Regions from separate parts of the Homo sapiens genome. Here all the other regions are linked to region 1. The links are chromatin loops, found by intact Hi-C in ENCODE. Cell type or tissue: B cell. All regions are shown on one strand.

Evidence for each region. A loop is a pair of places that touch in the nucleus more often than their neighbours do. Peaks named below come from ENCODE experiments on the same cell type or tissue, not always from the same donor. Only the 100,000 strongest peaks of a DNase experiment are listed, where the experiment ranks them.
Region 2: it touches region 1 in a loop (10-fold over the local background); 24 of 110 quality-filtered maps call a loop at or near these places.
Region 3: a loop joins it to region 1, with 19 times the contacts of the local background. A loop is called at or near these places in 15 of 110 quality-filtered maps.
Region 4: a loop joins it to region 1, with 4 times the contacts of the local background. A loop is called at or near these places in 9 of 110 quality-filtered maps.

The regions. Positions count from the first base shown.
Region 1 is chr2:157,323,955-157,331,954 of GRCh38, reverse strand. ERMN (ermin) reads left to right here and starts at 6,131. Exons shown (of 3, transcript NM_020711.3): 1 at 6,131-6,553; 2 at 7,193-7,285. The coding sequence starts at 6,313. RefSeq lists an enhancer at 5,698-6,247. In B cell, CTCF peaks have their summits at 4,033 and 4,232 (motif pointing left); a DNase peak (open chromatin) is centred at 4,224; H3K4me3 peaks cover 370 bases.
Region 2 is chr2:157,593,225-157,601,224 of GRCh38, reverse strand. The region is part of intron 1 of ACVR1C (activin A receptor type 1C); the gene reads left to right. Among named protein-coding and RNA genes, the nearest start is that of ACVR1C, 32 kb to the left of the region's middle. In B cell, CTCF peaks have their summits at 3,417 and 3,620 (motif pointing right); a DNase peak (open chromatin) is centred at 3,644; H3K4me3 peaks cover 427 bases; H3K27me3 peaks cover 844 bases.
Region 3 is chr2:158,008,537-158,016,536 of GRCh38, reverse strand. It overlaps a transcript of UPP2 not described here. Among named protein-coding and RNA genes, the nearest start is that of UPP2, 89 kb to the left of the region's middle. In B cell, CTCF peaks have their summits at 5,907 and 6,108 (motif pointing right); a DNase peak (open chromatin) is centred at 6,056; H3K27me3 peaks cover 374 bases.
Region 4 is chr2:157,417,677-157,425,676 of GRCh38, reverse strand. CYTIP (cytohesin 1 interacting protein) reads left to right here. Exons shown (of 8, transcript NM_004288.5): 7 at 7,088-7,154. Among named protein-coding and RNA genes, the nearest start is that of CYTIP, 22 kb to the left of the region's middle. In B cell, no CTCF peak of the experiment used is centred here; DNase peaks (open chromatin) are centred at 4,606, 7,266 and 7,986; H3K4me3 peaks cover 991 bases; H3K27ac peaks cover 7,047 bases.

The DNA of each region.
Region 1 (8,000 bases):
ATTTCATGACTTAAAAGCAGCACCACCCCATTCAGTTCTGGAGGTGAGAAGTCTAAAATCAAGGTGTTGGCAGGGCTGCACTCCACACAGAGGCTTCAGAGGAAAACATTTCCTTGCCTTTTTTGGTTTCTAGAGCAAAGCTTGTCCAACTCATTGCCTGCAGGCTGCATGCAGCCCAGGACAGCTTTGAATGTAACCCAACACAGATTCATAAGCTTTCTTAAAACACAAAATTTTTTCTCTCACTCATCAGCTAGCATTAGTGTATTATTTTTCTCTCACTCATCAGCTAGCATTAGTGTATTTTATGTGTGCCCCAAGACAATCCTCCTTCTTCCAGTGTGGCCCAGGGAAGCAAAAAGATTGGACACGCCTGTTCCAGAGGCTGCTCACATTTGTTAGCACATGACCACTTCTCGAATTACTACAACGTCTTGCTTCTGTGTCACATTTTCTACTACTCTCTTTGACTTTCCTGCCTCCCTCTTATTAGAACTCTTGTGATTATTACATTGGATCCCATCCTATAATCCAGGATAATCTCCCCGTCCTTAATTTAATTAATCCCATTTGCAAAGTCGCTTTTACCAGGTAAGGTAACAATTCACAGGTTCTGGGGATTAGGATGTGGACATCTTTGAGGGTGGTCATCATTTAGCCCACAACAGTCAGCTAGAGGCATTAGGGACCCTCAGATCCACCCAGGTACCTCCTAATATGCACTTTCCTTGTGATCAAAAGAGACTGGTTACCTGGTACATTGTTTAAATCTTTGTTTTTGTTTTGTTTTGAGATGGAGTCTCACTCTGTTGCCCAGGCTGGAGTGCAGTGACACAATCTCAGCTCACTGCAACCTCTACCACCCAGGTTCAAGCTATTCTCCCCTCTCAGCCTCCTGAGTAGTTGGAATTACAGGCACGTGCCACCACTCCCAGCTAAATTTTGTATTTTTAGTAGAGGTGGGGTTTTATCATGTTGGCCAGGCTGGTCTTGAACTCCTGACCTCAGGTGATCCACCCACCTTGGCCTCCCAAAGTGTTGGGATTACAGTTGTGAACCATGGAGCCTGACCTTGTTTAAATCTTTGGATCCAAACAAGTACAAAGCCAATTCTGAATTTACCAGTCAAATTAGCTATTGAATTCAGTTTATGATTCTTTGAATTAGGTTTCTGTAATCTCTAACCCAAACATGCCTGATTTGTACACTTGCCCAAGGTCACACAGGAGCAGGCTGAATCTCTCCTCTTTACCCTATGAGGGTCACTGATGAGAATGCTCATTTGTCCTCTATTTGAAGGGGACTCTTAACTGTCAGCACTCTCCCTCCCAGCCTCCACTTCAGCCCATGTTGGCCACAGGGTCCTATGTTCAGGGCCACACTCTTCTCTAATCCTCACCAAATACTCAGCCTGTTTCTTCCAGTGCTTTTCTTTAAAATGATATTCACTGGATCACTAGAAGGCCAGGCTCTAGATGCTAGAGCCACAGAGATATACCTTTCCTAAGGTGTAAGAAATATTTTATATTTAGAGGGAGAACAGATAATTATCCCCTCCCCTGCCTCCAACATTGAAAAGCATGCTTCTTGTAAGATGCAGTTAAATTTTGAAATTCTGTTACATTAAACCCTTAATACTCATGAGCTACCCATAGACTTCAGTATTGGTTTCCTGGGATAAACCATTATTTACTTCAGGAAACTGTATCATTAGAATGGCAGCCATTATTCCATTCTTGGCATAAAAGTAAAAGGAAAGCATGAACATGGCACACGATAATCAATTTAATCTGATTTATACCAGGTGGCAGGCAATTATTGTTTTGTGAAATAAAATATATGGCTGTTGATTGATTTTGTTGTGTTATGATAGTCTGTATTTCTGTAACAGTTCACTTTAGCTGGGACGGCCCTTCAATTTGGAATTTTAATCCCTGAAGTGAACCAATTGGGATGATCCTGTCTCTTCAGGCTTGTTTAGGGTTGCACATTCCCTGGGTCATTGCTCTATTCCTTATAGAAAATTCTATGGGTTATTGGTAGGATTGTGACTGTTGTATGTCAGTCTGACTAGGCTAAACTAAATTTCCCTGAATTTTCTTTCCTGAATGATTCCTGAAAAAGAAACGTGAGCCAAAGTAAACATTGTTCTGTGAGCTTGGTGGGGCGGAAGTGAAGCAGCTATTTTGTAGCTGGCACACACTGCTGCCCGTCTGCTGCCTCACCTGGTGCATGGGCAGCAGCTGGGCCTGCAACTGTTCCACCTCCCTGGATCTTCCTCCAGCTTCTATGATCCTGGGCCGGGCTTCTTTGGGAGGGCATTCCAACCGCTAAGGTCAGAGGCACTGAGAGCCGACGCGGGTTTCAGTTTGCCCCCGTGTGTCCAGCTTATACCTGGGAACCCAGTTTGTTCTTGCTCTCCCCCTTTAAGTTTCTATCCATCATCCCTTCCCAACTTCCTGCCCTGCAGACTTCAGGCTCCAGCATCAAATGCAACAGCAGACATATAGAGGCAGCTTCACTGGCACCCACCATTGTGTAAAGTCAAATCCCTTCTGATTGATCAATCAATTGATCGATTGATAGATGGATTGCTCCATCTCTTAGTGGTTCTGCCTTTCCCTTCCAACCCTAATTGAAACAATACCCCTGTCCCAACTATGTAAGTCAATGTTTGTTTAAGATTGGCTTCAAGCTGCCAGGATCAACATTTTTCTTTTAAATGTATTTCTTGTTTTTATTCAGTGCTCTGTGACCATCTCTTAGCCATAACATTAGCTTGTGGCTTGGCTTTTCACATATGATTAAGATTAAAGATCAAGATTTTATGACTTTTCCCCAAATCCTGATTCTGGACCTAAGATAGCCTTAACATTAAGCATTTGGTATTGGACAAATGGAAAGTGAATATTTACATAATTTTATTTTGATTCTTTATATTCTTATATGAAAATCTTTTCATTACCTTTTTTTTGGCTTTAGATTTAATAATGGTTACATTTGTACAATGTCCTTTAGCATTAAGAATAATAACTAGGGGCCAGGTGTAGTGCTTTATGCCTGTAATCCCAGCACTTTGGGAGGCCAAGGCGGGTGGATCACCTGAGGCCAGGAGTTCGAGACCAGCCTGACCAACATGGAGAAATCCTCCCCGCTACTAAAAATACAAAAATTAGCCAGGCATCAAGGCGCATGCCTGTAATCCCAGCTACTCAGGAGGCTGAGGCAGGAGAATCTCTTGAACCTGGGAGGCAGAGGTTGCAGTGAGCCGAGATTGTGCCACTGTACTCCAGCCTAGGTGACAAGAGCGAAATTCTTCTAAGGAAAAAGCCACAAGATCCAGTAAACTACATAAAATAAAACAGTCATGTTTCATACAGTGAACATTCTGCAATTGTATTTGAAGTAAGGATGATAGTGCAAATTCTAACATACTTTCTAAGTCATAGGTTGTTACAAATAATGGGAGACAACTTACCTCTTTATGAACAAAATAGCCTATGTTTTATCTAGTAGTTGGATAGACTCATCTTGTTGCTAAATGTGTCTCATGTTGCCGTCTACTTGTAGGAAAAAATAATACACGTTACAAACCATTTACCCGACCTCCATTATTCCCTAGGGCAGCATAAAAGCATGTTTTTAAATAAATGTAAACACATGGTTAGCCAAGGATGACAGAACTCTGGATCATTTCTCTATCTTTCCAAAACTGAAATAATTTTAAGGCCATAAAAAATGTCACAGCATGGTTTTAGAAAGAAGGCAATCCAAAAATAAAGACACGAATTCCCATAAAAGCTAGGCTATGGGTATGAGGTGCCCGTTGCCATGGGGTAATAGAAATCTAGGAGTAGGAGAGACAATGAATCTGAACTGTCTCAACTTTGCTATGTCCCTGGATTGAGGTACTTGGCAGCCCCGAGGGAACGGAGTGATTGGAGGCATGACCTTTGGAGCTAATGTATTTCTGTACTCCTGTGTTTATCGCAGGGCATTTGGTTGAATTAGTGCCACTTCCTGCCCTAAGGATCTCACAATCTAGTATGTCCCCATTTGTTCCTAAGCTTGGTCTTAGTTTCTGCATTCTCCCATATGATTCCACTCAATATCTTCTCAACAGTAAGCTTGTAGTTGAATTTCTTGGGAGGACGCTCCCAGAACATCATCCTCAGCAGCTGCAGGGTGTCTCTGGGGCAGGTCTTGAGACTGCCTTAGGCTCTCTGCTGCCCTCTCCTGGCCACAACTGTCTCTACTGCCAAGGTGCTAATGCCGAACCCCTGTGGGATCTCTGGTCCAAGGAAACATCTGCACACAGGCCAGGGATGGCGCTTAGCTTCATCTGTGCTGCAAACTCTCATCAGTAGGCTTGCTGGCTCTGTGACCTTACTAGCTGAACTCCTTAATCTCTCTGCACTTCATTTTTCTAGTCTATAAAATGGAGATAACAACAGCACCTACCTCAGAAGACTGTTATGAAGAGTAAGTGTATTACTATTTATGAGTCAATTAGGACAGTAGCTTGCACATAATAAGTGTGATATGAGCGTTTGTTAAAACAGTTAAACAATCAAACAAACATAGAATTAGAGTGCTGACTAGAGAACAGCTGGTGATGACGCGGGAGGGAGATCTAGGATCTATTAGAGATGTCTTCCAAGGACAAGGGAGAGGGGATTATACAAGAGTGAGGTGTTGTCCCTGATATAGACCTGAATGGGCTCAGCCCTAGACACACTTTTAAAGGTGATATGCTTACTACAACTCTTCAACACCTATTCTTCTTCTCTTTAAAAATGATCTGAAATTTATTCTCTTGGGGATAAAATTTATTGTATATATTATATATATAATATAATTCTTGTTATGTATGTGTATATATATAATTATTTGTGTATATATGTGTATATATATAATTATTTTTATTGCGTGCTACTATTCCAAGCCAGATGCTAAGTGCTGGGGACACATGTAAGCAAGTTAAACTGGCCCCTCGCCAGATGAAACTTAGTTTGCAGTTGGTGAAACAGACATTACAGAGATAATTGTGCAGTTGCTTATTTAGTTACAACCATGAAGAATACTCTGAAGGGCAAAGACAATGTGTAACAGAGTCCTGTCCTAATCCTGGCGGTTAGAGATAGTGTAGTTAAGGAGATGATATTTAAGCTTAAAAACAGAACTTAGGGAAGCTGGTCAGCCCAGGGCTTGGGCTTGAGGAAGAGAAGGGCATTTCACATAGAAGGAGCTGTGTGGGCAAAGGCTCTGGAACCATTTTGTACTATGAGAAATCCAAAAAAGAAAAAGATTTAAAAAGGAAGGGGTGGTCAGTAGCAGTCATTTAACATAATCACCTGTTTCTCCCAAGGGCAGATTGCATTGGTCCTCTACATTTTACCAGCATTGTGTAATATCAGTATGGAATAGAAAGGATTGTAATTCTGATTGGGGGAGGAGAAACCTTCATGGCGATAATTTTATTAGGGTTTTAAAGGATCGGCTGGGCTTCAGCAGACATAAACTAGAGGATAAGAAGCTATAGACTAAGTAAATTACTCTGAAATTATAAAACTTTTGGTATTAGCAAGTTGGTAGAATTTGTTTATTTCATAGGTCCCTTCTCCAGCCTGCTGGAAGCACACCATCAAATCTGCAGCCAGAACCATTTACAGTAAAGTTGTCCTGTTTATAGGTTTTTTCCATAAGCTGTTTTATTTTTTAATAAATAAGAAACAATGCCATTGTCCTTTACAAAATAGCTGAGGTTTTACTTGAACAAAATCTGTTTGGAAATGTTAAGCTGGTTACACAGAACTAATATGCCTCAAGGTGGTCATTCTCTCTGGATTAAAGCTGTGGGACAATTGTGGCTCCTGTTACAGGGAAAATTACAATGGGCCATTATGAAAAGGGACAAAAATCTCTGTTCCCAGAGGGGGACTGACAAGCTGAAAGTCCCTCTCTACATGCCAACACAAAAGCCTGATTGCTTCAGATTGTTTGTTTATGTAAATCAAAAGGATGCCTTTAACTCTGCCAGGGAACTGGCAAGCAACAAAGAAGGTGGTGATTGGCTGGATTCTTGCTCATGGCTCCTGGCAGATCTGACAAATCCTCTTGCTTTTGCTCTAATCTCTGTCTGGATACTTTTAGGAAAAGAACCTTGTTATTATGTACTAAAGTGAATAATTTGTGCTCTTAGAGTAGGAGTTGGAACTATAGGACTTGAAGGCAAGAGCAGGTATCTTATCAAGGATCTACTCACTCAGTTTCCCTAAAGCTCTCTCTCCAGATCGGATTCAACCGCACATCATGACAGATGTTCCGGCTACATTTACCCAGGCTGAGTGTAATGGGGATAAACCACCTGAAAACGGTCAACAAACAATCACTAAAATCAGTGAGGAATTGACTGATGTGGACAGCCCCCTGCCACACTACAGGGTAGAACCCAGTCTGGAAGGTGCACTCACCAAAGGAAGTCAGGAGGAAAGAAGAAAATTACAAGGGAACATGCTGCTCAACTCATCCATGGAGGACAAAATGCTAAAAGGTAAAGTGTTTCCCTTCTCCTTAATTTTCTTGTTTTGACTTATAAATTTACCCTGGATTTTTTTGATAAACTATTATCGAAATGAGCTGGACACCCCAAAAATGTAGCCCTTTATTCTACTACGCATAGTATAAGGACTAAACCTCTGCCTCTGGTGAAATCCAGGCTGGTCTATTTGACAGCTGTGACCCCAGACAACTTTCTGTCTCCCGAAGCCTGAGTTTTTTTCACTAGAAGAAGGCGGAATAATAATAATAACTACAAGTCTAGGGTAAGTATTGGCTAAATGTTAACTACTGTATTTATTATGATTATGGACAGCCCCATATTATTTGAACAAAGAGAATTCAAAATGTTAAAATTTCCTTCTAAATATAACTGAAGTTCTCTGAATTTATGGTTCTATATCTTATATATATATCTTATATAAATATTAAAGGAGAGATTACAATCAATAAAGTGATCATTAAGTAAATAAATTGAATTGATAAAGAATGAATCCAAAGAGTGAAATAGTAAATTTTAATGATCAGATTTAAAATTAAAGACTTCTACCTAGAGTTTAAATTGATAACTTATTAACTGTTGAACAATAAATATTTTAAATGTTAAAATACTGATTTTATATTTTTTTCCTAGAAAACCCAGAAGAGAAACTCTTTATTGTTCATAAGGCTATCACAGATCTTTCTCTCCAAGAAACTAGTGCTGATGAAATGACATTCAGAGAAGGTAACAAGAACTACAGTTTTGTACACAGAAATTGTTTGACTGAGTATGGATGACAGTCTTTCCATGAAATGTTGCATGAGCGTGGGGTTGACAAAGCAATCCAGGCAATGACTTCAAATTTTCAAAGCTGCTGTAGGCAGATAAGAGAGTCTTAACTTATCTGTGGGTTCCACCTTATAAAGCATTCCAGACTGTTCAAGGCTGAGGCTGCATGGAATGGCATAGCTGATTGGCATACCAACGTGATGTCTATCTCTTAAGTTAGTCCACTGAGTCAACCCTACTTTTTGATTTGGTGTGTCCAAATCTGTGTGTGCACCTTGTGAAAGGTAAATGTTTCAAAAACGGGTCTTTCCTAAAAGTCTACAATTAACATACAGCTTTTTTTTTTTTTTTTGAGACGGAGTGTCACTCTTGTTGCCCAGGCTGGAGTGCAATGGTGCAATCTCGGCAGACTGCAACCTCTGTCTCCAGGGTTCAAGCGATTCTCCTGCCTCAGCTTCCTGAGTAACTGGGATTACAGGCACCTGACACCACGCCCAGCTATTTTGTGTGTGTGTGTGTGTGTGTGTGTGTATTTTTAGTAGAGACGGAGTTTCACCATGTTGGCCAGGCTGGTCTTGAACTCCTGACCTCAGTTGATCCACCTGCCTTGGCCTCCCAAAGTGCTGGGGTTACAGGCGTGAGCCACTGTGCCCGGCCAACATACAGTTTA
Region 2 (8,000 bases), 270 kb before region 1:
ATGCCTCAGCCTCCTGAGTAGCTGTGATTACAGGAGCCTGCCACCAAGCCTGGCTAATTTTGTATTTTTAGTAGAGATGGGGTTTTAACATGTTGGCTAGGCTGGTCTCGAACTCCTGACCTCAAGTGATCCACCTGCCTCAGCCTCCCAAAGTGCTGGAATTACATGTGCAAGCTACCGCAGCCGGCCGGTAACCTACCTTCTGAAATACTTATGACAATTCCTAGAAGTCTAAGAACTATATTTTTAAAAAGCATTATGGATTTTAAAAATGTGCTCCCCATTCATCAGCTCCCTTTCCCACCCATATTCTTTGAAGGGAGGGGTAGGTGATGCGCCCTTTTTATGTTTGCACAATATATGAATTCCTCATAGTATCCAGGGTAAACTTTTGAGCCTCATGGTCAGTGTTGGAAAGATGCTCAGCTAGGATCGGCCTTAATAAAACAAAAAGATCCTTCCAAATCACTTGTCCTTCTCTTCCCTTTTCAACTCTGAACTTGCCACTCTATTTTTAGCTAGATCAGCTTCTTATTTAGGATAGTTTCCTTTTATTTCTACATTGAGAATTATCTATTCTTTATCATATCTGATCATATGTAAATATGTAACTGTGGATTGTGGTAAAAATTTCTGACAAGTGAGCCCCTGAGAACCCTTGAGGACTTTACCTTTTCAATTTTCTTTGCTACTTTCATTCTAAACTTGAGACAGATAGTTCTGTCTTTTTCTATCTCTTCAATCTTGTAACTGTGTAATATGACTATTAATTGTTTATTACTTACTGGTTACTTTTAATTGTTTCCTTTTAACAAGTCAGAGCTTTCTTAGCTTTTAGTTTGGAACTTAATGTTTTTTGTCGTTAATTTTTTGTATTTCATGGCATATTTCCCAAATAGATTGAGTATGCCATGTCCTCCTTTCATCACTGAACTCTGCTCTTTTCTCATTTGGTTGCTATCTTCTCTACTTTAATAGAGACTGAAAACACAAAACTAGATTTCAGTGACTTAACAGACCTCCAAAATATGAACTCTGATTATTCATGTCAGTCTTTATAAGAATACATGATTCTCCTGAACAGTTTTCTTCCTCAACTGTGATTCTAGGGCAACAACTTGGTTTTCTGGGTATGCTGTCACTCCTATTGCTCTTTCTGATACTGGATGGTGGCCATTGATGCCTTCTGCTTTTGGGGTTATAGAACGTTACAACTGAAAGGCACATTAGAGATCATCTAATTGAATTCTTTCTTAAACAGATCAGTTGAACACATGAGGCCCAGAGGCCATATTACTAGAACTAGGATTAGAACCCCAAGTCTCCTAACTTGTTCCCTAAATGCCCTGGACTGGATTAGGGATCCTGTGGTGTTTTTTCTTTACACAGGTTCACCTCTCCATGCTACAGAGTAGTAATCCCTGCTTATCACTGCAAGATATTGCTGGAAATAGTATCCTTCAGGAGTTGATTATAATTGGTAATCATTTCCTATGGAAACAATATTTAAAGTGTATGGTGTATTCTTGATCCAGAGTTAATCATCAAGGAAATCATAGATTTGACAAACAATATATTGAACCCAAGACTGTACTAATTCAAAAAACGCATACTATCTTCCAAGTCCTATAAAATAGACCAAAGTGTGCAGGCTGATCAAATACAGTGTTAAGATTTGTGCTCCAGTACTGATGGAGGCATTGCCAAGTGAATTTCTGGCAGGTGAACATCTTATCTAGAGTGAGCTTGTTGAGCCGGGAAAGCTCAACAGCCCTGTTCCGTGGGCAGAGATGTCCCTTGTTAGCTAGACACCTGGTCTGCCATTATTAGCTTTCTCTGTAGCTTGGAGTGGGTGGCTATTATTATTCAGCCTTTTTTTTTTTTTTTTTTTTTTTTTTTTTTTTTTTTTTGAGCCCAGGCTGTAGTGCAGTGGCGCCATCTTGGCCCACTGCGAGCTCCCCCTCTCGGGTTCACGCCATTCTCCTGCCTCAGCCTCCAGAGTACCTGGGACTGTAGGCGCCCGCCACCACGCCTGGCTAATTTTTGGTATTTTTAGTGGAGACGGGGTTTCACTGTGTTAGCCAGGATGGTCTTAATCTCCTGACTTCGTGATCCGCCTGCCTCGTCCTCCCAAAGTGCTGGTATTACAGGCCTGAGCCACCGCGACCGGCCTATTCAGCTTTTTTCAGTTTCCAGAATATTCCATATTGAGTAAAAATAGCACTACAGAAAATTGCCCCTTCCACTTGAGACAACATTTCCATGTGGAGTATGGCCGTTCATTGTTAACACAATAGGTTGGAATAATAACAGCTTGGACACTCAGCTCCACTTTCTGATGCAGTCAACCCCCAGATTAATAATTTGTATTAGAAAAAGACTGTTAAAGCTGGGCAGGTGACTCACGCCTGTAGCCCCAGCACTTTGGGAGGCCGAGATGGGTGGATCATTTGAGGTCAGGAGTTCAAGACCAGCCTGGCCAACATGGTGGAAACCCTGCCTCTACTAAAAATACAAAATTAGCCTGGTGGGTGGTGAGCGCCTGTAATCCCAGCTACTCGGAAGGCTGAGGCAGGAGAATCACTTGAAACCAGGAGGTGGGGATTGCAGTGAGCCGAGGTTGTGCCACTACACTCCAGCCTGGGTGACAGAGTGAGACTCCATCTCAAAAAAAAAAAAAAACTATTAAAAGAAAATAAATGTAACATTATAAAATACAATTATGTTTATCCACATTTGAAATTTTTAAAAGATAGCCTTGATTTTGGTAAAGTCAGACCTTAATTCTGGGATTTATGTCTTTACTTTCTTGATTGGTAGTATAATGCTCTTTTTTCTTTTTTTAATGTGAGCTATTTTATTTTTATTCTTTTAATAAATATTTTAATTAACAAATCATAATTGTATATATTTATGAGGTATAATGTGTTGTTTTGATATGTATACAGTATGAAATGATTAAATCATGTGAATTGACTTCTTTTTTGAAATCATAGTAATAGAGGATGCTTTTTTTTTTTTTTTCAATGTTCTTCCTTGACAACACAAAAATTTGGTGTAACCCTTGGTTGGGTCCCCAAATTATTTTTGAAATTTTACTGGTCAGTGAAATTTCCAAATCTGGTAACCACCATTATCAGGTATGATTTTATGTGAGCATAAATATAACAGCTATAAGACCAATAGGACCTATGTGAATATGCAAATTATAATACACATTAGGGGCTTAATTATCAGTTTCTCATTTCTTCTTACAATTTAGAAAGACTTCACTGGCAATATTTGGATAGGTGGAATCTTTTGGTTCAAATAAGAGATTTCTCTCAATAAATACCGGTCTAGCAAATCCTCCCGGGCTAGAATGGTGATCTTTAAGGGCGTTCACGAGTGGAGGGCCACTATTTCCAAATGAAAAAGCGTCATCAAATCATCACTGCATTGATTTGCTTCTAGACAAGGCATTTTATTTTAAAATTTCAAATAACAGAAAATCGAGAGTGCGACATTTTATGATTATTTTAAAGACACACAGGTTTTAAAAATGCTTGAGAAATGCTAATCCGGAGTGGAGGTCATTCTGTAAAAAATAGCCTGCCTCCTGCTTCTGCTGCCACTAGATGGTACCCGGGTGCGCCGGGAAGCCGTCGGAGAACGTCTCCTGGGGGTTGCGCTGCCGTCGGGCAGGTGGCCGAGCCCCGCGGGAGCTGTCGTCGGGGCCGAATTCACTGCGCCAAGGTCCAGCGGAAAGCTGGGGCATCCCGGCGACCGCAGGGTGTCCCTTCGCAAATTCATCAGGCGAAGGGGAGGCGGAAGCTCCTGGCCGCTGCTCTGGGGGAGGGCTCCGAGCTCCAACCTGCAAGTCCAGGCAAGGGGAGCTCCCCGGGGGCGGGCCGGGGTGCCAAGGTCCTTTTTGGGGTGGGGAGCGCGCTGGGGACCGGGAATGGAGTTCCATCAGGGCAGTGAGTGTTACCAAACCCGTTGACAAAGTGGGGGCAGGTTAATGCACATGCAGGGCCGCGTCGCAGCAGGAGGTATTTCCACACTGCCTGGTGAGGGAGGACTGCCGCGGTTTCCTCAGGCTGGTGGGTGCTGTCTGGACCGTCTTGGAGGACTACTGAGAGGATGGGCTGGGACTCGTCCTCCGAACGGCAGGAAGGCTGAACAGGTGTGCTTCTCAAGATTCACCTCCAAGAAACCTTCCCGCCCCTGCCCCGTCCCTTACCCGCAGCCCCAGCCGGATTCAGTAGTGCTCCACCTCTGTGTCCCAACGCAGCTCACAGCTCCTACATGTGTCCCTGACTCAGTTTACCACACTGTCCTAACATCCTTTAACCTACAAGGCCAAGTTCCTTTAGTGCATGTCTTTTCTCTCTCCTCTCTCCCTCCCTCCCTGCCTTGACTCTTTGCCAAAGAGTTTGGCATGTAGTAAAGTACTCTTTAAATAATGATCTTAAAAACTTATCTAAAGACTTGCCATAAAGTAATTCATTTACTACTGTCAAGGAGATTTGTATATTAGCTATGAATTGGATGATCCATATCAAAATTGCATATATATTTAAGTGTCTAAAAAACAAATCATAAATTGGAAGAAAATATTGACTATTTAGAAAATATCTGGATGGGAGATTTTCTAAGCTTTAAAGCAAAATAAATTGCAGAGTAAAATATTGATAGACACAGTTTATGTCTATCATGTTATTGGATTTTAATGAGAACATCACTATGCATATCTAGTGTAAAACTCCACGGAGTAATATTTGGAGAAGTTGTATACATTAGTGGTTCGGGGGTTATGGGATTAGGAGTGATGTATTTTATTTTACTTCCTTCTTTATGTGTATTACTTGACTTCTTTTTGTCAAGGGGCAAGTATCGTTCTGCCCCCCACCCCCCAAATAATGAAGGTAATGTGTTAGGAAAAAAGCAAATAAATATGAAAGTGGGAAAAGCTATATGTAACACATATGACAAAGGATTTCTATATCTATTTCTATTCTATTCTGTTCTATTCTATATCTTTATAAAAACCTCTTTCAAATTGAGAAGAAACTTTAAAATTCATCCAAGAGATAAATAGCATGGACAAAAATTTCTTCTGTACTTTGCAGTTTTCTACAATTTGTAATTCAGTACATCTTTATTGGATTTTACCGCACTGACAGACCCTATTCTAAACGTTGGGATGTGATGGTAGATAAAACAGGAGAAGGGCCCTGCCCTCATGAAGTTTTCATTCTAGTGGGTCTAATACAATTAAAAAGCGAATTACAGATTGTGATACATAGCAGGAAGGATGGGGAGCAGATCCTTGAGCAAGGGGAGTCACTGAAGATTTCTCTGAGGGGGTGACATTTGAGCTGAGACCTGGAGAATGAGAAGAAAGGGGAGAATACTACAGGCAAAGGGAACAAGAAGAGCAAAGGCCATGAGGTGGGAAACTTGTTATATCACAGCTGTGAAAAGGAGACCAGTGCTCCGGAAGGCTGAGTTATGAGAGATGAGGTTGGAGGAGTGGGAAGAACCCAGACTATTAGCCTATCAGGTCATGATAATGATTGTGGATTTTGCTTTATTCTAAATGTAATTGGAATCCATTAAACACCAATATTCTCCTAAGCAGGAGACAATAGATTAAGAAACCCCAATTACTGGGGAACAGTTTGATGTGGAACCATTTAGGCTGCCAGGGTAAGAAAATAACCTTTCAAATTAAGGATTATATGTGATTAGCAGAGGAAATGTGTCCTGTGATTGGGAATACTCTTTTCTTTGACACTTCAAATAGGGTCTGTTTTTTCCCCCTACATGGCTGCAAAGTCTAAACTGGGCCAGAGGACTCCAGGTAGTCTGTATCCTCCCTAAGGAAACAAAGATTCAGCCTTGGAGACACTGCTATGTACCCAAGAGCGGTTATCACCAACTGCTACCCCTGCTAGCCTGTTGCCCACTCATGCCTTGCCTTCCAAAGGCAGGAAGGAGAAGACTGCCATCTTCCTATCTAAGAATCCTGCATTTTCATCCTTTCAAAGGGATGTTTTAAGAGAATCCACACAAATAATTTTGTCGTGAACCATTTTGATTATGTTGTATCCCTTTATGGTTGATTAATAATTGTCCCACACTGGAGGAGCTTAGCAGCTAAGGTTATTCATGGTATTTCTGGAAAAAGCTTTCTTTGAAAGGTGAAAATTTCAGTTAATCACCACGCTGATAAGCAGAAATGCTAAACTGAGAAATTTTCCTGTTAAGTTTTTAAATTGCACTAAAAGCTTTATGACATTGTGCCATCATACGTGTCCTTTCCATATGTATTCAAAATTTTGAGGCAGTAAGTAAATAAATAACACTCTTCTAGCCAGTTTTAAGCTCTAATTGCTGTCAGCCATTGAAATATTATTGGGAAACATTTTAATATCTACTTAGTAGAATGTAGACTATTCAGATTGCTGAAGTGTGGTGCTATTTTGAGTCGCTTTTGGTCTTGCATACTATTTCTGTAATCCTGTGGACACTAAGATTGAGGGACTCATCAACAGTCTCTGGATGTCTCACATAACTCAGAGAGGCTATGAACATTTTCAGGCCTCTATCACTTTTCCCCCATCGCCCCCAAATTTCATGCTGATATTGGAAAGAACATTCAATTATCATGTAATACATATAGTACAGGATAAACAATTTTTAATATTAATTAGAGATGTTTTGTTGATTTATAAACCAGTAGAATTCTCTCACCCACTGAAATAGCAGGGTGTGAATTTGGGGGCACAGACCTATCCTGTTCACATACCCAACACCAATTCTCTCTTTTCATCTATCATAGGTAATCCTTAAGTCACTTATATTGAGAATTGTGACACAAGTTCAGAGTAGCAGAGGACTATAGACCTGGAGGGGTCTTTAGAAGTCTTCTAGCCTGCTTCTTGACCTCCTCATTTTACAGGTGAGGAAGATAAGATCTGGAGAGATTGGGGAACATGTCTAAAGTCTCAGGTGGCTGGTGGTCAGGTGAACTAAAACCTCCAGTGTCAGTCAGTGTTGCCTTTGGACTGAGAAAATTCCAAATGGTTAGTACTAATAATTTACAATATGCTGAATTCTAACTAAATTGAGCCCTACAGCTGGAAGTTTAAGCAGTTCTCCTGGACAGAATCTCTGTTGGTAGGGTGGTTTCATTCCTTCTCAGCTCTAAGGGTGAGGCCTTCTTTAACAGGGAACGTAATTGCTACTTTGTGCAAAGGAACAGTTTTTCTTTGTGATGGATGTTTTCCCTTATTTGTGGAGTTCTGAATTTTTTTGGTTGCAGCCTGAGAAGTAGTATTTCTACCAGCTGAATCTTTATTGAAAGCTCATTTGGCCAAAAAAGTTTGCATTTATATTGCCCATATTTTATTAATGCTACTTTCTTTCTTTCTTTTTTCTGTTTTTCCTTACTGTTAAGAAAGGCAAATGCTTTGAAATGACCACATGACAAGAAAATAAAATTTTGACAAGGAATAGAAAAGGAAGCTAGATCTTTGCCCGATTTCCTTTGACCCTGTCTGGCTTTCCTTCAGATTTGCTAGTGCTAGTTTTCCTGGCTTCTTTCCTGCTGCTGTACTTTTCATATTCAGCACACTGAAAAGCTTGAATTGTTCCCTTTGTTAACTCAGAAGCCTGCAAATGATGAAAAGATTACATATTCAGCAGGTCAAATCTGAGACAGTTTTCTGAATTAAAAAAATATTTTGTGTTTCATAGCCTGGTCTAAAACTAGAGAAATTGAATAAACTAATGTCTGGAAAAGAAGAAAGAGTTTATGTCAGATGTTTATGTTAAGCACTGGTTAATTTTAGCATATAGACTCCAAACAAAGGAAACGTAGTAATATGTAACCAACATATTGAGAATACTGTCTAATTCAAAACACCTAATATTTGCCAAATAAATATTTGGCTTTCTAATAAGAATAGCACATAAATGCGGATCAACAAATTTGGTTCTTTTTTGTAGTCAGA
Region 3 (8,000 bases), 680 kb before region 1:
AAGCCCTGTCTCTACTAAAAATACAAAAATTAGCTGGGTTTGGTGGCGGGTGTCTATAATCCCAGCCACTTGGGAGGCTGAGGCAGGAGAATCGCTTGAACCCAGGAGGTGGAGGTTGCAGTGAGCTGAGATAGCACCATTGCACTCCAGCCTGGGCAACATGAGCGAAATTCTGTCTCAAAAAAAAAAATCATCTAATTCACAAGAATTTTTTTTGCTAATATAAGTCATCCATAAACCTCTATGAAAGGTGAGCCCTTTATGAGACAACTTGATCCCTATAAAGTATTCAATAAACACAATGGGCACTAAAAGACAGTCTTAATGAAATGGGACAATTTAGAAATATTTTCTTAATTGACATCAAGAAAAAGTAATTTAAAAAAAAAATCTGTTAGTTTTTTTTTTTTTAAACAAGTGTTAGTGAGGATGTGGAGAAACTGGAGCCCTTGTGCACTGTTGGTGGCATTACAAAATGGGGCTACTGCCATGGAAAATAGTGTGGTGGTTCTCCAAAAAATTAAAAATAGAATTACCATATGACCCAGCAATTTCACTTCTGGGTATATGCGTTAGTCCTTTTTCATACCACTATAAAGAACTACCTGAGACTGGGTAATTTATGAACAAAAGAGGTTTAATTGACTCACAGTTCCACAGGCTGTACAGGAAGCATGGCTGGGAGGCCTCAGGACACTTACAATCATGGTGGAAGTTGAAGGGGAAGCAGGCACATCTTACCATGGTGGAGCAGGAGAGAGAGACAGAGAGCAAAGGGGTAAGTGCCACACACTTTCAAACAACCAAATCTTGTGAGAGCTCACTATCACAAGAACAGCAAGGGGGAAGTCTGCCCCATGATTCAGTCACCTCCCGCCAGGCCCCTCCCCTGACACGTGGAGATTACAATTCAAGATGAGATTTGGTGGGAACACAGAGCAAAACCACATCCGTATATAACTAGAGTCTCAAAGAGATATTTGCACATCCATGTTCACAGCAGCACTATTCACAATAGCTAGGAAATAGAAGCAATCTAGATATCCAACAACAGATGAATAGATAAACAAAATGTGGCATATACATACAGTGGATTATTATTCAGCCTAAAAAAGGAAGGAAATTATGTCACATGCTGTAACATGGTTGAACCTTGAGGATATCATGTTAGGTGAAATAAGCCAGTCACAAAAAAAGATCAATACTGTATGATTCCACTTATATGAGGTATCTGAAGTAGTTAAATTCATAGAAACAGAAAGTAGAGTGGTGGCTGCCAAGAGCTGGGAAAGGGGGAGTGGGAAGTTGTTGTTTAATGGGTATAGAGTTTTAGTTGTGCAAGATAAAAAGTTCTGGAGATCTGTTTAACAAGAATGTGAATATACTTAACACTACTAAACTGTATACTTTAAAATGGTTAAGATGGTAAATTTGACATTGTGTGTTTTTGTTTAATTATAATTTTAAATCTGTTAGTTTCTCTAATGATCATAATGAAGATTAATTAAATTGTGCTCAAAAGATGTATTATGGGATAGGAATACAGGTAATTTTATTCTCTTTATTGTTGCTGGACCAAGTTTTCTGCTTCCTACATATCAGAATGGCTAGGCATTGCAAAATAATCTATCACCATAGAATCTAAGGATTCTTTTGGAATATAAGCATCATTTTCAAAAGTAATTTGTGATTCAAGAGTTGCTTAGAACCAAATTTCCCTAGGAAACTGAATGATTTGGGTGTTTTGTTATGGGGTGGAGGGAGAAGATGTGGTGGAAGTTGGCATGATCTCTATTTGGGTGGGGCTCTTTTTGTATTTTTGATAGAGAATAGCTGTATTAATCAGTAGTGTATTATAGAAGGCATATGTCTTATGTTTCATTGCTTGGTTTTATGTTGTGCAGCAGCAATTTGCTAACCACAGTCCTGAAGAAATATAGCCACGCAGCAAAAGAAGCATTTATTTTCAGAAACACATTTCTTTTCTGACATTACAGGGGAGTGGGAGGGAAGGTCCAGATTAACTGTACTTTTTAATAAGAGATGGAGTGCTATTGGAAAACTATTAAGGAAATTGTGGCTTTAGCTCAGATTCAAGGAAGCCCATAAGAAGAATTTACTACCTTCCAGCTTAATACTGCAGCAGGGCCAGTTCTACAGACCCACTGCTCCCTGAATGATTCTGGAGAGTATTTGCGAGCTGGGGTTGTTCTAGGAGAGGCAATCAGCCGCTGATGAGCTCCCCTGCTTAACTTTCCTAATTGATTCCACCAGACCTCCTAGTAGACTAGTTGCTAACCCTGCCCCATCCCAACTCTGGCCTGGCTCTTTCTGATGGCAGTCTTCAGAGACCATTTGCCAGTTTGGAGTTAGGCCTTGGAGCTGCAGAACAGGCTTGTAAAGCAGATGCGTAGTAAATGCTGCAGCCAAATGTACAGCACATTTTCCTAAGTGGAAATCCTGTGTTACAGACAGAACATTACTTAACAGTAGGTGGGCAGTTCAATCCTAAACAGCTCAGTTCTTCCCCATCAGAGACCCTGCAGAAGCAGGCTTCTGCCACAGCTGTGGGAGGAAGAACAGTTCTTGTAACTGTTAGGAGCAGACAGTGGCTAAGAGAAACAGTCTCTTGGGAAGTCCCTGTCTGTGATTTTCCTACGTAAACACAAGAAAACAAAACCCCTGGGCTTGTCGTTCACACAAGCAAGCCGCACAAAGCTTTCTTTCCTTCATCTGCATGTGCTAGTGTGCTGTTCTTCCTTTAGGTTTTACTGCTGCTTAAAGGTGTTTTTGTCCAGATATGTAAAGGTGCCTCGCCCTTCTCCTTCTCAGGAAAAATAACTATTTATTGAGTGCCTGTTGCCACGCAGGAACTCTGTATCCATCATCTCACCTCTTCCTCATCAAACACATCTCTTCCGAGTGAGTTGCCAAATTACACTGCTGGCTTCCCAACCTGAGGTTTTGCTTCTGTTTACATTTTACCAGAGCAAGAGAGAAAAAGTCACAAATGATGTGCTGTCTTCTCATCTTACTAATCCCCTCTTCCCCAAGCCTTTCCACATCTAGAATTAAATACCTGGGCCTTGGCAGCCAGGCCAACCCCTAACATTGGTAAAGCCCAGGCAAGAGCACAAATGGATGCCCATATGCCTAAAGCTGTAAGAGTTATAATGCCCCTTTAATGCATCCTCATGTCCACGTTGGATATGTGCATTAAAATTCATGAAAAAGAATTATTGGCCAGGTGTGATGGCTCATGCCTGTAATGCCAGCACTTTGGGAGGCCGAAGTCAGAGGATCACTTAAAGCCAGGAGTTTGAGACCAGCCTGTGCAACATAGTGAGACTCCATCTCCACAAAAAATAAAACTTTTTAAAAAAATTAGCCAGTTTTGGTGGCAATACCTGTGGTTTTAGCTACTCGGGAGACTGAGATGGGAGGATTGCTTGAGGCCAGGAGCTACGATTGCACCACTGCACTCCGGCCTGGGCAACAGCAAGAATCTATTTCAAAAAAAAAAATAATAATAACAATAGCTTAAATTCGAAACAATCTAAATATTCAACAATGGGGCATTGATGAATTTTATTATAATATTTCTCCATATAGTAGGGTATGAGATCATCACTTAAAATTTTTAGTAATAAGTTATTTTGAGTTTAAGTGAATAAAGATTATTAAAGTGTCTTTGTAATTATTGTTTTGTTTAAAGTATATGTACACATAAAAACATGATCCAACAAAATAGTTACCATCTCCTTGTAGTGACTTCATAAATTATATTTTCTTCTATGTATTAGTATTTTCTAAAAATTGGTATAATGAGGGAAATAAATAAATTTATAATAAAAATATTTGTATGCTTTAATAATTCTGTTTCCAGGAATCTCTTTTAAGGATCAAAGATGTGGTTAAATATCACAAGATAATTTATCACAATGTTATTCATAATTTTAAAATTATATCAGCTAGGCACGGTGGCTCACACCTGTAATCCCAGCACTTTGGCAGGCCGAGGTGGGTGGATCACTTGAGGTCAGGAGTTTGAGACCAGCCTGGCCAATGTGGTGAAAACCCGTCTCTACTAAAAATACAAACATCAGCCAGGTGTGGTGGCACGTGCCTGTAATCGCAGCTACTCGGGAAGCTGAGGCAGGAGAATCACTTGAATCCGGTAGGCAGAGGTTGCAGCGAGCCGAGATCGTTTCACTGTACTCCAGCCTGGGCAACTGGAGACCCCCTCTCAAAAAAAAAAAAAAAAAAAAAAAAAGGTAGAAACAATTCAGAAAGATTATTGAACCTTTGAAACTTCCTCATGCTTATTCTGTTCTTAAAATTTTCTCTTTTCCTCAGAGTGATTAGCAATCAAACTCTTTTTTAAAAGGCTTACATGTACTGGTCTATGCGGGCAGAGAGTACAGGGAGGCTCAGAGAGTGAGCATGCAAACACTAAAGGCAGGACCGCAGAGGAGAAGATACCCAAAGGATAAAAAAGATGCTCACTGAGTCAAGTAGATGAAAACCAGCATTCTTGGTGTAAGCTCTAAGCAAGAGGGGAGACCATATACGGCCATAGCCAGGGAGTGGAAAAACCCAGAATTTTAGAAGGAAAGGAACCTTGTGGTTTCTTCAGCTCCAGGAAATAGCAAACACACCCCTATCCCCACCCCACTACCATTTACACCTACCCTAGGATCTTCTATTCAATTAGAAAATCTTTCATTTATCGAGCAAATATTTGTTGAGTGATGTGCCAGGCATAGACAGGAGAGGAAAGGAGGAAGTCTGTTTGTTTCAATTAGCCAAGTTGGTTTATTCATCTCTTCCTTCTTTAAACAAATGGCTCCTTCCCTCCCTCCCTCCCTCCAGACAAGTGTTCTGTGTGAAAACTTGATCTTTTCACATGACCCTACATCCTCCTCCACAGTGATTGGTTCCCTTCAGTGGTGGACAACTTACCCAAGCTGAGCCTAGCTCCCTTGACCATTGCAATTGATCAAAGGGTGGTCATGTGGCCCAAAACAAGCCAATCAGACTTCTTCCCTAGCTTTTTTTCAAAACTTTATGGGAAAGGAGGGCTCCTTCTCTCCAGTTAGAGAGCCATGAGCCCAGATGTGAGCCTGGAAACTGTAAAGAGCCAGAAAAGAAGCAGAGGGGAAAAAGACAATGAGCAAAACACTCAGAGACGCAGGAGGGAGAAAGAGTCCTGCTGGCATTCAGAACCCTGTGTCAGGTCTTTCTGAATCACCCATTTCCTCTGTCCTTCTGGCTGTCTGGTTACCTGAGTCATTACCTTCGCATTCTTCTGAAGCTATTTCCTATTGTATTTCTGCCGTGTGAAACCAAAGGGTGTTCCCCAGCACAAGGGTTTGGAATTGCAGCGCTCTGTATGAGCTCTGGTAAGCCTCCTTGGCCTAGTGAAGCAGACAGGTGCCAGATCAGAAGCTTTATTAAGATAATGAGGGAGGAGGCCGGGCACTGTGGCTCACACCTGTAATCCCAACACTTTGGGAGGTCGAGGTGGGTGGATCATTTGAGTCAGGAGTTCGAGACCAGCCTGGCCAACATGGAGAAACCCCGTCTCTACTAAAAATACAAAAATCAGCTGGGCATGGAGGCGTGCACCTGTAGTCCCAGCTACTAGGGAGGCTAAGGCACCAGAATCACTTGAACCCAGGAGGCAGAGATTGCAGTGAGCCCAGATTGTGCCACTGCACTCCAGCCTGGGTGACAGAGCGAGACTCTGTCTCAAAAAAAAAAAAAAAAAAAAGAAAAAGAGGGAGCTAATGATGCTCTCATTGGAGGGAACTCATTGTATTACCTTTTACCTATTAATATAACTGTGCCTTCACTTAACATTAATGCAAACAATCCTTGTTGAATACCTGCCCTGTATTTCCCTCACCAGTTTTTGGCCTTTTAAATTGAATTCATGCATACCCGTTCTTCTTTCCTGCTTAATTTGATTCAGCCTACTAGGAAAGGTAAAAGGGAGGATTCCACTTATGCCCGTAACTGTGAAAATGCAACATATCTTTAGTGGAAAATTTACAAACAACCACAAGATGGGGCTGTTATGCAAGGAAGTAAAAGTTAATGGTTGGCGGGAAGAGGATGCAACAGTTTCCAGCATCCAGGATAGGATATTTAAATCTTTCCTCACTAGAAAATAAGGAAAGGAAAATATTTTAAGAACATATATTCATAAAATCAAAGCACTACTTATAACAAATTCAGGGATTACTCTTTTTAACAATCTAGTGTTCCTTTTTGGGAAAGTGATACATAATTATTATAGTAGATATTTTCCGCCTATATCAAGGTTGATTGCTTGTCTTTCTTCCGGGTTTTCTTCATCCTCATTCTTCTGTCGCTTTCGATGAAAAGCCATAACATAAAACCAAAATACATGCATTAATTTATTAATTTATTTACAGACTTCTATGTCCTCTGTATTCAATTTCAAAGACAAAGAAATAGCATTTGATATATTTGATTAACATACTCGTTTCCTGGTGTCTTCCACCTCAATCTAAATTAAATCACTTTGACCTCATTTTTCCCCCCTTGGGTTTGCAGTTTGAAGATCTGGAAAATTCTTGATTAATAGCAATAATGTAAGGTAGCCACGTTTTTAGAAAATCCAAAAGAAGCAAGAGGAAAGTAACCCTGCATAGCCCTTTGCCTTACGAGAGACTACAGCATTTGCTGGGGCAAGATGACCACAGAAGGCAGCCCGCAGGAGAATGCCCATTCACCCTGGAGCTGTGCAAAGCAAGAAGTCTGCAGGTAGATGCAGGGGAAGCCACAAAGAGGAAGCATTCCTGTTCCTTCTAGGGCACAGTCCAGTCTGCGTTGCGCTAACTCAAAACTGGGAGCCTTCTGTTGAGAAATGGGAAACCTAAAAATAGACCTGCAGAAAGTACTTTGACCTTGGCTTGAAAGTCAGCCCAGTGCTATGACAAGAAAAGCCTTTTCCATGAAGATTATGTTCTTAAAAGCCATATTTCATCTGCACACAGACTCCCAGTAAAACCACACTCAGAAAATGTGCGTCTTGGCTATCCTTCAACTGTAAAATCATTATGTTTGGCTCTGGTTATTCTGGACATTAGATGTCTATGTAAGGGTTTCTTTCTGAAATTCCTTGTACAAAATGTTAGGGGTTATAAACTGGATTAATAGCGACATTTAAGCAAATCTGCTATTACTGTGTGTATCCAATACCTTATGATTTTTGGAAAGAATTCAAGGACAAAGCAGAAAAACTGTTGTATTCAAGTAATTCAGAATGTACATGCTTTAGAATTAACTACAATAAACTAATAACTTTTCCTGAAAAAATCTAGCCAGAAAGCCAAGAGAATATATTTCATTAAAGCTTTAGTAATTAAATCCAAAATTAAAGGGTACTGTCCTATAATTTCTTGCATGTGTTAGAATTATAATATTTAAAATTTGCAATATCAAAGCATTTCAGGAGACCATCATATGTAGTCTGCATGTATTTCAAGGATAACCCTTAAAGGGTGATAAAAAGCTATTAAAGAGGGGAGAAAAAGCACTTTTATATACTTAGGTAACTTTCTAAGGAACAGCTGCCACCAATTAAACAACAAATACCTTTTAAAGACTCTTGGGGGTTCAATGTTCTTTCAGTGGACTGAAAAATCTGGGAAAATGGACTTCATTAGCAACTACAAAATTATTGAAAGGATATTTGAAATGGCATTTAATACCTGCAAAGACTGAAACAATCAGTAGTTTAAAATTTCGCCATAAAGATTGGTAAATAACACTGATTACAGGTCTTATTCAAACAGAAAATAATGAATATGTAATGAAAAGAGAATAATGATCCAAATTGCTTTTAATCTTGGAGTTATGCCTATTGATTGGCCTGGAAATAATAGTGCTAATCTTACAGTAGGAAAGTCAAGTGCTTTAGAAAGTCATTAGCTTTAGGGAAACGGGATACCCATTTCATTGTGCCAGTA
Region 4 (8,000 bases), 94 kb before region 1:
GCTATATTCTATGGAATAAAGTACTAACTTGCACAAATCATTATTTGATGCCTTTAAGCAATTTCTATTCTTTGCATGTTTTTGCCTTAAGTTTTAATGTACATACTTACCAATGTATGAATTTTTCAGTATCTCCATCCTCTTCCAGAACATCATGAGCACCATACAATGTTTAAAATGCCCATTGAAGACCCTATATTCCTTATTATACTTACTTTAGAGGATTTGTATCAATTTTTTTAAAGTACAAAATACAGATTTTTGTTCTATAGCTGGTAGTGAAGAAATACACCAACTTGTTCGTTTTGATATGTTTGCTGTTGTTTGTTGCATTGTACTCCTTACCTCTAGGTTTACTTACTTTCTTGCTATAGTCCTTCCTTCTGTGGGGATAAGTAGATTTTTGTGTAAAAATGTTTTTATTTCACTGCTACTATTGGAAGAGAGTTTTGATAGGTAATTGAATTATTCTAAGTAGGTGTTTAGCTCCCTTAGCACTTTGAATATATTACTCCTTTAATATTTTTGTCTATGAGAGAGCTCCTAATTATTTTTGGCAGGTAATCTATATTTTCTGCTAAAGCTTTTTAACATTTTTCCTTTTTCCTTTAAGTCCTTAATTCATCCAGAATAAATTTTTATATATATTATGAGGTATGGGGAAAATTCCAATTTAATTTTTTTCCATATGAATAACCAGTTCTTCCAGTACCATTTATTTTGTAGTCCCCCTTTCCCCTTCAACTGACTTGCAGTAAAACCTCTATTTTTAAGCAAGTTCCACATATGCATGGATTTGCTTATAGGCTTTCTAATATGATCCGTGGGTCAATTTGTTTATCCCAAACTATTTATAATGAATCTTGATATCACATTGGGCACAGTTATTCTTGGTCCTTTGATCATCTATATAAATTATAAAAGCAGATTATATGTAAATAAATGTTGGTGTTTTGATTGATTTCAAATTTTATTTATCTATTTTTGGAGACAGGGTCTCACTCTATTGCCCTTGCTGGAGTGCAGCAACGTGATCATAGCTTACTATAGTCTCAAACTCTGGGCTCAAGCAGTTCTCCTATCTCAGCCTCCTGAATTCCTGGGATTACAGGCTTGAGCCACCATTCCTGGCTCTGATTGCACATTATATATATATATATCAATTTGAGGAAACAACATCATATGGTATTCTGTTTTTTTATTGATAGATGATCTTACCATTTTTTGTTGTTTTCTTTAAAGTCTTTCTAATAAAGTTATAATTTTATGCATATAGGTCTTATACATCTTCTGTTAGACTTAGTCCTCTGTACCTTATGTTTTTTGTTCTTATTATCGTTTCTTTACAAAAACTAATGCTTTGATTGACGTTAATAGACATGTGAAATAAATTTTTCTGTGCTGTGACTATATTCAAACACTTTGCTAAATTATAGAATAGTAATATCTATTCTAATAACTCTAATGAATTATCTGTAGATTATTTTGGATTTACTGTAGAGATAATAACTATCTGTTATGAATGAGTTTTGGTTCTTTTTCTTACTTTGCTTCACAGCTTAGGCGCTACCATACAACAATGAATAGAAATTATGGTTGTAGGCATCCTTGTTTTATTCTTGATTTTAAAGGAAATTCTTCCTAATTTCTTTTCCACTAGGAATGAGCTATCTTTCAGATTAAGGAGACTCCCTTCTATACGAAGTTTGCTGGTAGTGTTTATAGTGCTTGTCCATTAAACTTTATCAAATACTTTTTTTATGCATCTGTTAAGCTGGTCTTCTCATTTATTCATTTGAAAAAATTCTGTCAATATGTGAATGAAATTTAAATATATTCTAATATAAAGCTACCATTTCATTTCTATGATAAACCCAAGCTGGCTTATTCTTGAAATTTATAATTTGTAAATGTAATTACAGGTTCGATTTGCTAATATTGTATTTAGGATTTTGAAAGAGTTTCATTTTTCAGGTAGACTGGCCTGTAATTTTATTTTCTTAGATTATCTTTTTAAGTTTTGGTATCAAGTTTACTAGACTCTTAGCATGACCTGGGGACTGTTTTCCTCTTCTTATTTTCTGGCAGAATTTTAATAATACCATCTGAATCATTTTGTTTTAGGATTCTTTTTTGATGGGAATACTGTTAATGTACTGTTTCAATTACTTTATTAGTTGTGAGACTACTCAGGATTTCTGGTTTTTTTTAAAGACAGTTTTAGCGACTTATGTTTTTGTTAACAAAGTTTTTAAATTTATTAACTGAGTTGACAGTAAAATATTATTCTGATGTTTTAAATTTTTGTCAAAAATTGAGTGTGCCCCCATTTTTTTCTTGCAGTTTGTACCACTTTTTATGCTTCTTTTTTTTTCTTGATAACTCTTTCTCTACGGGATTTTCTATTTTTGGATCTTCTAGAAAACCAGTATTTGTGGCCATCTTTAATCCTTTTTCTGGTTGCTTTAAGATATTCTTTTGTCCTTATTGATCTACGGTTTTACTACAATGCAATTAGTTCTGGATTCATTTCTAAATTTATACCGTGTAGATCTTATAGTGCTCTTTCTGTTTAAAGACTTTCTTTAGCTTTGGAAAACTATCAACTCAATCTTTTTGGAATATACCTTCTACACCACTCTTGTATTATCTTCTGGAATTCATGTTAGGCATAGTTTCTTGATTTATCTTTCATGCTTCCTAATGACTATTTCATAGGTCTTTATTTATATTTTTGTGTTATATTCTTTCTGAATTCTTTAGTAACATCTCCAGAAATGTTCTTGCTAGCTGTTCTGTACAGAATGTGTTATTTCTATTGAGTTATAAAAATTACTTTCTTATTATCTTGTAGTTCTTTTTCATGTCTATCTGTTCTTGTTTTGTCATTTCAAATTTCTTGTTCTTATAAACATTGATCTCTCAGAGGATTATATCTCTCAGAGGATTATAAAAATTCTTATTTTAAAGTCTTTTTTGGACACTTTTCTTTTTTTTTTTTTTTTTGAGACAGAGTTTCGCCCTTGTCACCCAGGCTGGAGTGCAGTGGCATGATCTCGGCTCACTGCAACCTCCACCTCCCGGGTTCAAGGGATTCTCCTGCCTCAGCCTCCTGAGTAGCTGGGATTACAGGCACCTGCCACCACGCCTGGCTAACTTTTTGTATTTTTAGTAGAGACAGGATTTTCACCATGTTGGGCAGGCTGGTCGCGAACTCCTGCCCTCAGGTGATCCGCTCGCTTAGGCCTCCCAAAGTGCTGGGATTACAGGTGTGAGTCACCGCACCTGGCCTTGAACACTTTTCTATTTTCATTTTGTTTAGAGACAATCTATGCACAAATTATCAATTTTATTATCTTTTTTATCATTAAACATCTGTGTTTGGAGGTTTAGATTGCCTACTTCTCTTGCATGGCATATAGCCTCTCCCTTCAGCACAATGTGATAACTGGATGCTTGCCCCCACTTGGCACTTCAAGGCTATCAATCCAGAGCCAGGTCTGGGGGCTTCCGTGCCTTTCCTGAAGACTCAGTGAGCTGTTTGGCTCAGGTCACGAGGCTGTGTTTAGGTATTCCTGCCTTTCAACATACAAGCTCTACATGAGCCATAGCCAGCAGCATCAGCTTTTCTCAGCCTCCTTTCCCAGTGATGGAGCTTCAGCCAATGTTTTTTTCTTAAGCGGAAAACCTGTCTCAGACCTGTGTTTCAGATAGGTGTATTTAAACCATATATTGCCATAGAATTTATTTCTGCTTCTCCATATCCAGAAGACTTTAAGTTTCATTCTGTTTTCTATCTTGCATGTCTGTCCTGTTTCTAATCTTGAAATTATGAGATTCCGTTTAACTCTTGAGCCAAAAATGTCTTGGTCTGACCCATAGCCAAGGTCAGGCTGGTTTCCCCTCCACACAGTGACATTTATTTTGTGCATCCTGTGTAAGTCAGCATTCTTTCCCTCAAAGACTCTTCATTGCACCAGGGGCTCTTCTTTAGAAACAGTGGTCCTTTCTGATCCACATTTTCAGGGATTCCCTTTCTTCTGACCTATGATTCAAATGTTCAACATGAAAACAGCACATCCAATGGGCTAGCTGGGAAAGCTAGTTTGTAATCTACTTCTGCTATTTACTGGGTTTATATTGCTTGGGAAATATTTTGTTACATTGAATATTCATTTTCGAATCTGTAACTTTTTAGGGAAGTTATGAAAATTAAATATCATGTTATCAGTGAAAACACAATTGAAGTACTAAAGTGCCATGGAAATGTTCAGCTGTATGTCTCCTGTAGATTGAAAGCATTGGAAACTTCTTTGGAACAAATGTGTGATAGCTGAGAGTTGTTTTAGGAAGCCATTATTTTCACGTATTCATTCAACCATTATTTACTGAGTAGCTGCTATGTAGCTGGCACTGAACTAGGCACAGTGAGGTGATGCTGCCCAGTGGGGTTAGATCTCACTTGTGCTTTAGTTCTCATCCAATGAGAGCTCAGATATGTCTAAATAAACAATTGTGATGTCAGTAACACAGGCAGAAACAGACCCAAAGGAAAATAGGGAAGCTTGGTTACAGTTGAAAAACCCTTAGTCACTTTGACACATCTGCTCTTTACACTGGTATTTTCTTGGTTTAAGTGACGACATACTGAAATGACTGGGTCAAATCAACAAATCAGATATTGCAAAACCAGTATTTTTCCAAAAATTGACTGTATATATAAAGTCAGCCAGTGCTGACTTCGTATTTTTAGATAGTAAGTGCAGAAATATAACTTCCTCTTCTTTCTGTCTCTAGTTTTTACTGTTGACCTATCCCTATGCTCCTCAACTGGACGCTAGTCTCTTGTAGGAAATAAATCTCTTTAAGAAAGATGAAAGAGGTTGGTATGTATGCCAGGCACTTGCTAGCCTTATACTCCCTACGTCCCTAATTTTGACCTTCATATAACCACAGATTTACACAGTTAAAAGCTGGGAATAAGGCAGCATAGCAGTCCTTTTTTTTTTTTTTTTTTTTTTTTTTTGTGGCAGGGTCTTACCCTATTGCCCATGCTGGAGTGCAGTAGCATGATCATAGCTCACTGTAACCTCAACCTCCCAGGCTTAAGTGATCCTTCTACATCAGCCTCTTTTTTAAAAAAATTATTTATTTATTTTTGAGACAAAGTTTTGCTCTTGTTGCCTGGGGTGGAGTACAATTGTGCCATCTCAGCTCACCACAACCTCTGCCTCCCAGGTTCAAGTGATTATCCTGCCTCAGCCTCCCGAGTACCTGAGATTACAGATGCCTGCCATCACACCCAGCTAATTTTTGTATTTTTAGTAGAGATGGGGTTTCGCCATGTTGGCCAGTCTGGTCTTGAACTCCTGACCTCAGGCGATCCACCTGCTTCAGCCTCCCAAAGTATTGGGATTACAGGCGTGAGCCACTGTGCCCAGCCTCCTCGGCCTCTTAAGAACTGGTGTGCACCACCATACCCAGCTAATTAGAAAAAAAAATTTGTAGAGATAAGGTCTCACTATGTTGCCCAGGCTTGTTTCAAACTCCTGGTCTCAAGCAATCCTCCCACTTCAACCTCCTAAAGTGCTGAGATTACAGGCGTAAGCCACTGCCCTCAGCCCTCAAAGCAGTATTAAAGCTAGTCTAGACTATATTATGGTACAGAAAGAACAAGAAGTTGATTGAGTCAAGCATTTGATTGATTTATTGCTCGATTTTATATTGGCAACCATAAGGGTTGCTGTTAATTGTTACTAGTATCAAAGTTTGGAAAATTCTGCCCAGTTATTGTTCAATCTTTGAAGACTGAGGAACAAGCCATGTTCCTCTTAAGCATTTAATGACGTTCTTGCAATTTTATTATTTTCTTTCCTTTAATCCTTCTCCAAATATACATTTTTTGCCTCTTCCTTTTTAGCCTTCATCTACTCCTTGCAGATTGCTTTGTGGCAAGGATTGCTTGTTTCAACTAGGCTGTCTTTCCTTTGGCCTAAGAGTCCACAGGCAAACCTGAGCTGTGCCCACTTGCTAGGCTTGCTATAGGGACCTGAATTTGCAAAGGAAGGGGAACAGTAGAGAATAAATAATGGGAGACAGTGAGCCTATGGCTATGTCTTTTCAGATGCCTTCTGCCTGGTTTGTTTTAGATTGCCATTGCCTCAGTCCCCTCTGTGGGATAGGCCAAGACTTGTGTGCTGTCTTGACCCATGTGGCAGCTACTTAATTCCCACTGTGGGTCTCAGCTCTCGTGTGCTGGGGCAGCCAAGAAGGGAGGCAGTTAAGAAGTTAGGGTGCTTAGCAGTGTTCTAAGTTTAGCCCGCTAAGGAAGCATTTCAGATAGTTCTGTTCTCCTTTTTTGTGTGGAAAATAAATAGCTGTCCAAGCCAGGCACGGTGCCTCACGCCTGTAATCCCTTTGGGAAGCTGAGGTAGGCAGATCACGAGGTCAGGAGTTCGAGATCAGCCTGGCCAGCGTGGTGAAACCCCGTCGCTACTAAAAAGACAGAAATTTGGCCGGGCATGGTGGGGCGTGCCTGTAATCCCAGCTACTTGGGAGGCTGAGGCAGAAGAATTGCTTGAACCCGGGAGGTGGAGGTCTTTGGGCTTGTATGTTGATGGTGATATTTGTAGAGCATTAACTAAGTTCTAGTCACTGTTCTAAAAATTTTACATCTATGCACTCATCTAATCCTCATAACATTTCTGGGGTTTAGGCTCTATTATTGTCTTCATCCTACAGATGTGGGAATCCTAGAGTATAAATCCTTGCCTAAACAGCAAGTACGTTTTCACAAACCCAAATAATCTTATTAAAATAATTGTTTAAATAAAAGTATATTTTATTGTTTTTCTTGTTTTTTAAAAGAAAGCTTGTTGGTACTACTAGATTATTTTTTGAGGGCATAGTATTCTCAATATCCTCCTTTTATACAGCAAAAATATTTTAAATGGATGAGATGGAATGGTAGTACTAGAAAGAAAGGTAAAAAATTTAATGACAAATCTCAACACCTAGAATTAAATTGCTAGCTTCACTGGGGTTTCCTAATAATAAAAACTTTTTTTTTTTTTTTTTAATCTCACAGCAAACTTTGAAACAAAAATGGGTGGAGTACAGATCTCTGCAGTTACAGGAACATCGTCTGCTTCATGGTAAATGCAATTTCCTGTTCAGAAACCACACTAACATTACTTCTTTCAGTATTTCTGCCTCAAAGTTGGTTTAAGATTATCATCATTATAAGAAAAATTTGTCTAGTGCTGGTCAAGGAAATGGGTCTGTGTTTCTTTGGCATGAGCTTTGGAATGGCTGTATTTGGAGGAGGGGTAAGGCAAGTCAGATCCACTACTGCGTATCATGACGCAGATGCACATGCACACAGATGCACATGCTCGAAAACAGGCACCTGGAGATTTTAGAAAATCATTGGGGAAGATTGCCTAACTTTCCTTCTACTTCAGTGAATGAATTACATTTCTGAAAACAATCACGGCTAAGGGGCTGTATAGTTTTTAGAAGCTATTAAAGCTGGAATGGTTGCACACTTATTGGGTAGAGCTCCTGTCTTTTGTTTAAATTGCATAAGTTGCATTTATGCAGAGAAATTCTTTTTCATGGCCCCCAAGACAAAGACATAAATGCGTAAGATGAATACAACAGTAAATGCATAGCTCTTGCCATTGAGTGCATTTTTAAGGGAAGGGTTGAGTTTAAAATGTGTTAATTCGCTATTTGTTGTATGATAGATGTAACCAAAGGAATGAACTTTTGTGTACAAATAATTCACTGAAACCACTACGTGGGTGTGAAATATAGCTTATCTCTTCTTTAAATAGCACCAAGCTTAAGTCTGTAACCTAGAATATCTGTTAAAAGTGATAATCAATTTGTTTACCAAAAAAGATAACAATTTAATCCTTAACTAGTCACTAATTTATGGCTTAGAGTTCTGGTATGAACTTCTGTTTTTTTTTTTTTAAATTGAAGTGTTTGAAACT